Regions from separate parts of the Homo sapiens genome. Here region 1 is linked to region 2. Evidence: read pairs that join two places in POLR2A ChIA-PET (ENCODE). Cell type or tissue: MCF 10A. All regions are shown on one strand. Each heading gives the region's core, and the rest is flanking DNA. Links, peaks and the distances in the headings are about the cores only.

Evidence for each region. Peaks named below come from ENCODE experiments on the same cell type or tissue, not always from the same donor. Only the 100,000 strongest peaks of a DNase experiment are listed, where the experiment ranks them.
Region 1: POLR2A ChIA-PET joins it to region 2 with 7 read pairs; 2 of 35 experiments call an interaction of 5 or more read pairs at or near these places.

What each region holds. Positions count from the first base shown.
Region 1 is chr2:72,908,799-72,913,197 of GRCh38, forward strand. No RefSeq gene overlaps it. Among named protein-coding and RNA genes, the nearest start is that of EMX1, 6.5 kb to the right of the region's middle. In MCF 10A, for the core only: no CTCF peak of the experiment used is centred there; no DNase peak of the experiment used is centred there.
Region 2 is chr2:72,834,787-72,839,185 of GRCh38, forward strand. No RefSeq gene overlaps it. Among named protein-coding and RNA genes, the nearest start is that of EXOC6B, 11 kb to the left of the region's middle. In MCF 10A, for the core only: no CTCF peak of the experiment used is centred there; a DNase peak (open chromatin) is centred at 2,585.

The DNA of each region.
Region 1 (4,399 bases), core at 227-4,226, 74 kb after region 2:
AGTGGTGTACCAGCAGTCCCAGCTACTTGGGAGGCTGAGCCCAGGAGTTTGAGGAGGCAGTGAAGTATGATTGTGCCACAGCACTCCAGCCCAGGTGACAGAGTGAGACCCTATTTCTGTTAAATAAATAAATAAATAAATAAATAAATAAAATACTCCAGAGAAAAAAGGATGAGGCAAAATGGAAAAACGTTAATAATTGTAAAATCTAGGTTACACGGTATGTGGGTGCTCGTTATACTATTTTGTCTACCTTTATGTAAGTTTGGAAATTTTTATAATAAAAAGTCAAAATAAAACAAGTTCTTAGATGTTCTGTACTGGGAAGGCTCTCTGGACCTCTAGTGTACTGTATTATTAGAAACAAATTTGACATCATGTTCAGATAATTACACTCACAAAGAAAGAATCTACAAATGACTCTGGCCAAATTATTCAACAACTCAGAAAAGATACGAAATGCCTGTGCTGTGTAATACAAAGTTGTTCAGATCCAGATATGAACAAATAAATTTGTGTAAGTGGGCAGTTGGGGAGGTAGGCAGGTCAGCAGGCCAGCAGAACAACAAAATAGGTAGGGATGGGCCTACTGAAGTGTCTTGACATTGAGCTATACCAAATGGCCCCATTTTTTCATTGCATTTCATGGCCCAGATGTCTGCTGGTTGATAGTCCCATCCATGTAATAGTAAAATCACACTTCCTCCCTCCCATAGGTCCAGCCCCTCTAGTTTTAGGAAGGGGAAGCCATCTCCCAGCTCCAGCCCAAATCTCACCTGCTCTCATTCACCTCCTATTTATGCCCAAGATTCAGTGTGCCCATTCCAGAACTCCTAGGGGCTGAGCTTGCCTGGAGCCCCATTGAGCCAATCTCTCACTACATAATCATCTGATGCAAGTACATTTCCCAAAGTCCAAAAATTCCTTCTAAACTGAAATTCTGAGTGAGCATTCAGCAGAATAGCTCAGGGTGGGCTTTGGCAATTCAGGTCAAAACACTCTCTACCAGATTAGCTGGGTGTGGTGGCTAATCCCTGTAGTCCCAGCTACTTGGGAGGCTGAGCCAGGAGGATTGCTTGAGCCCAGGAGTTCGAGGCTGCAGTGAGCTATGATTGCAACACTGCACTCTAGCCTAGGTGACGGAGTAAGACCCTGTCTCAAAAAAAAAAAAAAAAGAAAGAAAAGAAAAGAAAAAAAGAAAAAAAAAGTCCTCTCCCAGTGGGAGATGAAAATATGGACCTTCTCACTCTTCATTTTCCAGTTCTATGGAGAACAATTTGAATCAGAATGCATACACACTCCCAAGAAGGAACCCTAATTTTCAGAGACAGAGCTGACTAGACCCAAATGTTGAAAAGAAACATTTCCCTAAGTTAAATTAACCTGCAAAAATGACATCCTGTTATAGAGAAGACATTTATACATTATGCAGAACACTTGAGCTTGTGGTCTCTAATAGATTCCATTAAAGAATTAAGTCTTTGGTTTATCTTTGCAAAAATGAGGCATCCGTTGAAGTGGTTTATCTTTGCGTTTACAAGGCATCCATTGAAGTGTTTTTTTTTTTTCAGAAGAAAGGGATATTTGCTCCAAGTTCACACATTTTATGTAATAGAGTCACACTAGAAACTCTGAATTTATAGTCCTTCCCACTCAAGAGTTTAGCCAATTATTGGGCAGGCTCCCAGTTCAAAGTGTCTGGGTTTCCGTTCCCAGCAGTCAGAGGCTCTGCAAGAAGCATCTTCTTCCAACATGGGGCCTAGGATGGGAAGCCCACCCTGAGGGTCAGGCAAGAATTCCACCTATCTTGGGAGGTACGGCAAACCCTACAGGGCAAGGACTGTATATTCTTTACGTTCTATTATGATGAAAACTTGCATTTTTACACACCTCAGAACAAATGGAACCTTGAGTCATGTTTCTCACATTTTTATATTCAGTCAACAAATCTTTAATGAACATTTATTATATGCCAGACAACCGTGTTGTGTTGGAAACACAGCAGTGAACAAAATAGACGTTCTCATGAAGTTGGCATTCTAAATAGTTGACTATGTGCACTACTGAAAATTTTCCTCCTCTCAGAAGTTGGACTGATACATGCTCTGGAGTAATTTTTTTTTTTTTTGAGACAGGGTCTCACTCTGTTAACCTAGGCTGGAGTATAGTGATTTGATCATGGCTGACTGCAGGCTTGAACTTTTAGGCTCAAGTGATTCTCCCACCTCAGCTTCCAGAGTAGCTGGGACTACAGGCATGCACCACCACACCTGGCTAATATTTTTAATTTTTTGTAGAGACAGGGTCTCGCTATGTTGCCCAGGCTGGTCTCGAACTCCTGGCCTCAAGCAGTCTTTCTGCCACAGCCTCCCAAAGTGCTGAGATTATAGGTGTGAGCCATTGTACCTGGCTTGGAGTAATGTTTTTGAGCAAAGCAAATGTACAGGACATGCACAGAGAGGCACAGGGAGCACAGAGTCCCTGGATGAATGCTCTGGCTGGTGGCAGTATTGTCACAGGGCAGGCTACCCAAAGGTGAGCAGAACACATGAGGCTAGACAGGTACAACTTGCTCATGAAGAGCCTCGAATGCCAAGCTTAGGAGTTTGAACTTTATTGGAACACTGACACTAATAGTTAATGTTTACTGAGTGCTTACTATGTGCTAAGAGCTATGCATGAATCACCTCATTCTAATTCTCTTAACTCTCCACAGCAGGTCTTATTATTTCCAGATTGCTGATGAAAAACTGAGTCACAGAGAGGTAAAAAAAAAAAAACAAAAACACCCTGGGTCCAGAGTTGTGTGAAAAAATTTTAACAGGTTAGAGTTGTGTTGTAGAAATCTGGTAGCCAGCCACGTGTAAGACGAATTGTAGAAAGGAGAGATCACAAATGGCTATCATAAGAGAATCACTGGGAAAAGGTAATAAGAACCCAAATTAGAGGCAAGGAGAACAGAAAGAAATGAAAGAATGCAAAGACTGACTGGATGTGCACAGCAGTGACCGAGAGAAAGGAGGTATCACAGGTGCCTCTTAGCTGCTAAGCCTGGGTGTCCTGCAGAAAGGGGCAGCTATTATCAGAAGAGAGAAGCCAGAGAGAGGCACAGATTTGGTGGGGATGATGTTGAGCTCCGTTTGGGGGTATGGTGAGTGTCTAGGGGGCCTGTAGGAACCCCTCCAGAAAAATTCTCACAAGCATTTGAAAATCAGTGACTTGATCTGGAGAAAAATATAGGGCTGGCATTACAAACCTGCCGGGGTCTGCATTACAGTATTGGTTGAAAGTGTGGAAATTGATAATGATAGATGGTTGGTAGATACATAGATAGATAGATAGATAGATAGATAGATAGATAGATAGATAGATAGATAGATAGAATAAATAGCATGATACATGGAATGAGGGAAGGGCTAAGGATAAAGATGCCTTCATGGATGCCCACAGTTAGGAGAAGAAAGTAGAGCCCATGAAGGAACAACTCCCAGAGTTTGCAGATCCAGGCAAGTATCTTGTTCAGAAAATAAAGGGAAGGGAGTTTCCAAAAGAAAAGGGGGTTGAAGGTACTCAGATGCTGAGGAGCCTATAAACAATTGTGACTAAAAAAGACTCAAATTTGGAAATAAGGTGTCCTAATGAACATTTCAGAGGATGGAGAGAGATTCTTAAAGTCAGCCTTTGGAAGAATAACTATATAGAACACTTCCAGAGGCCAAACTAGTGACAATGGATCAAAAGAATTAAAATATTGCATATCTGGAAATTACACAGCTAGAAATATGTAGAAAAGAAACACAAACATGCGGTAAGATACAGCTATGGAGCTGTTTGTCGAAATTTTGTTAAAACAGTGAAAATCTGTAAACTGTATTAATGTCCAACAATAAAAAATATTTAATGAGAGGCAAAGATGCTTTGATTGGTTATAAAGATAAAGAAGTTACAATACTATGTACAGTATGATCCTTTTTTTAAAGGGAGGCACATATAGAAAGAACTGGAAGGATATACTGTAAGAATTTCACGATGTTTGTTTCTGGGTAGTAGGATTTGACAATTATAAGATCTCTGTTTTCCCTTCACTCCCCCCTTTTGGATTATCTGTATTTTTTATAACTCTGTCCAATAGACATATAATGTGAGACACATAATTTTAAATGTTCTAGTGGCCACATTTAAAAAGTAGAAAGAAATAGATAAAATAATCTTCTTAAGATATTTCATTTTACTCAATATATCCATTACTATGTGTAATCGATATAAAAATATTAATATTTTAAATGTTTTAGCACTAAGCCTGTTTAACACTAAATGCAGTGGATATTCACATTTACAGAACATCTCTGTTTGGGCCATCCACTTCTCAAGCACCACATTACCGCATTTGGCTCCTAGC
Region 2 (4,399 bases), core at 96-4,095:
AGCCACCCCAGCTGACCACAGCCTCTTAAGTGAGAAACAAATACTTCGTGTTGTATGCCACTGCCTTTTGGGTTGGTTGGTTACATAACTTTTTTGTGACAATAGCTATCTGATACACACTTCCTTCAAAAAAGTTTATCTTACCTTAGCTTCTGGAGCACTTCACTCTTCTAATTCTGCTCCCATTGTACTTGAGCTTCTTAGTCTTCTCCACCATGTTTTTTAGTCCATCTACAAGCTCAGTTCTCTTTTCAGCCTTCTTTTCTAGCCACTTCTCACTCTCTCCCTGAGTGATCTCATTTAATCCCAGAGGGTAAAAAATAATTTTACATTTGACTTTGAAAGTTTTCCTTTAAACTTCAGACCCAGATGCTGGCTGCCTTCTGAGCATTTCTGCTTAAAATCCTGCTACCACTTCAAACTCAATATTTTTTTTTTTTTTTTTTGAGACAGGGTCTGGCTCTGTCACCCAGGTTGGAGTGCAGTGGGGCGATTATGGTTCACTGTAGCCTCGACCTCCTGGGCTCAAGTGATTCTCATGCTTCCACCTTCCCAGTAGCTGAGACTACAGGTGCATACCACTATGCCTGGGTAAAAACTCAATATTTTAAATGAATTTCTGAATTCATGACAAAATCAGCTCTGACTCCTTCCTATCTTCTCTCTGACAGATAAACCACCACCTATTATTATTTATTCAATAGCCACAAATTTGGGTCGTTCCAGCCCAGTCCTACACAAAGACAAGAAACCTGGGGTGAGTCACTGCACCTGAGCAGATCCATGGACTGGTTGCCTTGTGCCAACATGGCTGGGACAAAGATCAGTCTCTGGAAGTTTGCCCTCCAAGCTTCATTCAGAGCTTGGTTCAGAAGACAGACTCAGAACAATTTCATCTTTGCTTCCAATCATAATGGCCCCCTGACTACTATTCCAAATGTAAACCCCTCAGACTATCTCTCTCCCTCACTGCTCTTAATTCCTCCTCACTACTGACTTGTACTTTAAGCCAGACTCTTTTAACTTTTTCCCAGAATACTCCTGCTACTGCCCCCCTTAAATGAGCTTTGGCCTCCCTTTGATAACTCTATATCCCTTACAGGCTTTCTGAGACAAAGTTGATGGTTCTGTTCTTCCATCATCATCCTCAATGCCTGGCCCTGGTCCTCTCACTGCACTGCCTTCCAAATGCCAACTGTGAATCAATCATCCTTCTCTAGTCCTATGCACCTGAAGTGCCAAAGGCAACTGGAGAAGAGAGCACAGATGTGCAAACTGGTGCTGCCACTACCCTTAGGTACCAATCTCTGCAAAGGTCTGTGTGCCTCCCTTCCCCAATGCCTTCTACCTGCCCCTAGTAAACTCACATTCATATTTACCTGTTTGACTGGAAACACCTCACTAATTTTCTCAAGCTCTAGAACTCCACTACGCACACATGCACACAGAGTAGTTTGCCTCACTCCTCCTCATTTAAAAAAAGACATCACTGTATGAGAACTCCCTTATTCCAGTACTATTGCTACGTTACAAGTCATGCCAAACTTAGCAGCAGCAGCATATAACAAGAGCTATTTTCCTATTCTCATAGATTCTGTGATTCAGTGTTTTCGGTATATTCAAAGAATTGTGCAACAATCAACACAATCAATTTTAGAACATTTTCTTCACCCCAAAGAGAAACCCCATACCTATTAACAGTAAGTCCTCATTTCAACCCAACCTCCCAAGCCCTAGCCAGTTACTAAACTATTCTAGCGCTACAGATTTGCCTATTCTGGACATTTCGTATAAATGGAATAATATAAAACGCGACCTTGTGTGTCTGACTTTTTCCAGTTACCCTAATGTTCATAGCATTCATCTATATTGTAACATGTATCAGTACTTCATTGCTTTTTGTGGCCAAATAATATTCCATTGTATAGCTATACTACGTTTTCTTTATCCATTCATTAGTTCATAGACGTTCGAGCCGTTTCTATGTTTTAACTATTGTCAGTAATGCCACTATGAATATTCACATACAAGTTTTTATATGGATATATGTTTTCAATTCTCTTTTTTTTTTTTTGAGATAGGGTCTCACTCTGTCTCCCAGGCTGGAGTACAGTGGCATGATCATGGCTCCCTGCAGCCTCAGCCTCCCACCTCAGGTGGTTCAGCCACCTCTGCCTTCCTCCTGAAGAGCTGGGACTACAGGTGTATGCCACCATGCCCAGCTAATCTTTAAAATTTTTTGCAGAGATGGGGTTTCGCCATGTTGCCCAGGCTGGATGTTTTCAATTCTCTTGTGTAGCTACATAGAGAGTAGAATTGTTGGGTCATATGGTAACTCTATGTTTAACTTTTTTTTTTTTTTTTTTTGAGGCAGGGTCTTGTTCTGTCACCTAGGCTGAAGTGTAGTGGCATGATCATAATATACTGTAACCTTGAACTCAGCCCAAGTGACCCTCCAGCCTTGGCCTCCCGAGTAGGTAGCACTATAGTTGCAAGCCACCACCGCTGGCAATTTTTGTCTTTTTTATAGAGATGGGATTTCGCCATGTTGCCCAGGCTGCTGTCAAACTCCTGGGCTTAAGTGATCCGCCTGCTTTGGCCTCCCAAAGTGCTGGGATTACAAGCATGAGTCACCACTCCCAGCCTGGTTTTGTATGTTCTTTTCATTTTAGCTATTCTAGTGGGTATGAAGTGACATCTTATTGTTTTGATTGCATTTTCCTAATAGCTAATGGTGTGAGCATCTTTTTCATTTGTATATCTTCTTTGGAGACATGTCTATTCAGATTCTTTCCCCATATTTCAATTGGCTTATTTTATGTTATTATTATTGTTGAGTTGTAAGAGTTCTTTATATATTTGGATATAAATTCCTTATCAAATATGTGATTTACAAATATCTTCTCCCATTCTGTAGATTGTCTTTTCACTTTCATGATAGAGGTCTTAGAAGGATAAAATGTCAGCTAAGTTAAATTTATCTATTTCTTCTGTTGTTTATGCATTTGGTATCATATCTAAGAAGCCATTGCCTAACCCAAGCCAATGAATGTTTATCCCATGTTTTTATCTAAGAGTTTTATAGTATTATCTCAGGTCTGTATCCATTTCAAGCTAATTTTTATAAATGCTGTGAGGTAGGGCCCCAAATTCATTCTTTTTCATGTGGATGTCCAGTTGTCAACATACCATTCACTGAAAAAGACTATTGTTTCCCTATTGAATTATCTTGTCACTCTTGTTGAAAATCAATTGATCATAAATGTAAGGGTTTATTTCTGGATTCTCAATTATATTTCAGGCATCCATATTTCTACTTTTATGTCAATACAACATTTTCTTGATTACTGTAACTTTGTAGTAAGTTTCAAATTAGGAAGGGTGAGTCCTCCAACTTTGTTTTTCTTTTTCAAGATTGTTCGGCTATTCTAGGTCCCTACATTTCCAAAAGAATTTTAGGATAAGCTTGTCAATTTCTGCAACAATAACAACAAAAACAGCCACCTAGTAAGTTTTGATAAGGACTTTTTCAATCTGCAGTTCAGTTTGTGGGGTATTGCCATCTTAAGAATATTAACTTTTCTGATCAATGAACATGGCATACCTTTCCATTTATTTCGGTCTTTATCAATTTTTTTTAGCTGCAAAACAAAAATATTTTACAGATTTTAGCGCCAACTCTTGCACTTCTTTATTAAAGTTACAAGTTTTTGGAGAAGAAGGGTCTTCCCTCTGTTTGTCTTGGTCAGTCTAGCTAAAGATTTTTCCATTCTGTTGATCTTTTCAAAGAACCGGCTTTTGGTTTATTGACTTACCCTATTGTTTTCTATTCTCTGTTTCATTTATTTGTTCTCTAATCTTTTTGTTTGTTTGTTTGTTTGAGACGGAGTCTCGCTCTGTCGCCCAGGCTGGAGTGCAGTGGCACGATTTCAGCTCGCTGCAAGCTCCGCCTCCCGGGTTCACGCCGTTCTCCCGCCTCGGCCTCCTGAGTAGCTGGGACCACAGGCGCCCGCCGTAATACGCCTGGCTAATTTTTTGTATTTTTAGTAGAGACGGGGTTTCACCGTGTTAGCCAGGATGGTCTCAATTTCCTGACCTCGTGATCCGCCCGCCTCGGCCTTCCAAAGTGCTGGGATTATAGGCGTGAGCCACTGCGCCTGGCCCCTCTGATCTTTATTATTTCCTCTCTTCTGCTTGCTTTAGATTTAGTTTGCTCTTATTTTTCTGATTTCTCAAGGTAGAAGATTAGGCTATTGATTCGGGAACTTTCTTCCTTTTTAATATATGCATTTATAGCTATAAATTTCCCTCTTGGTACTGTTTTAGCTGTATCCAGTAAGTTTTGGTATGTTGTGTTTTGATTTCCATTCCTCTTGATAAATTTTCTAATTTCCCTTGT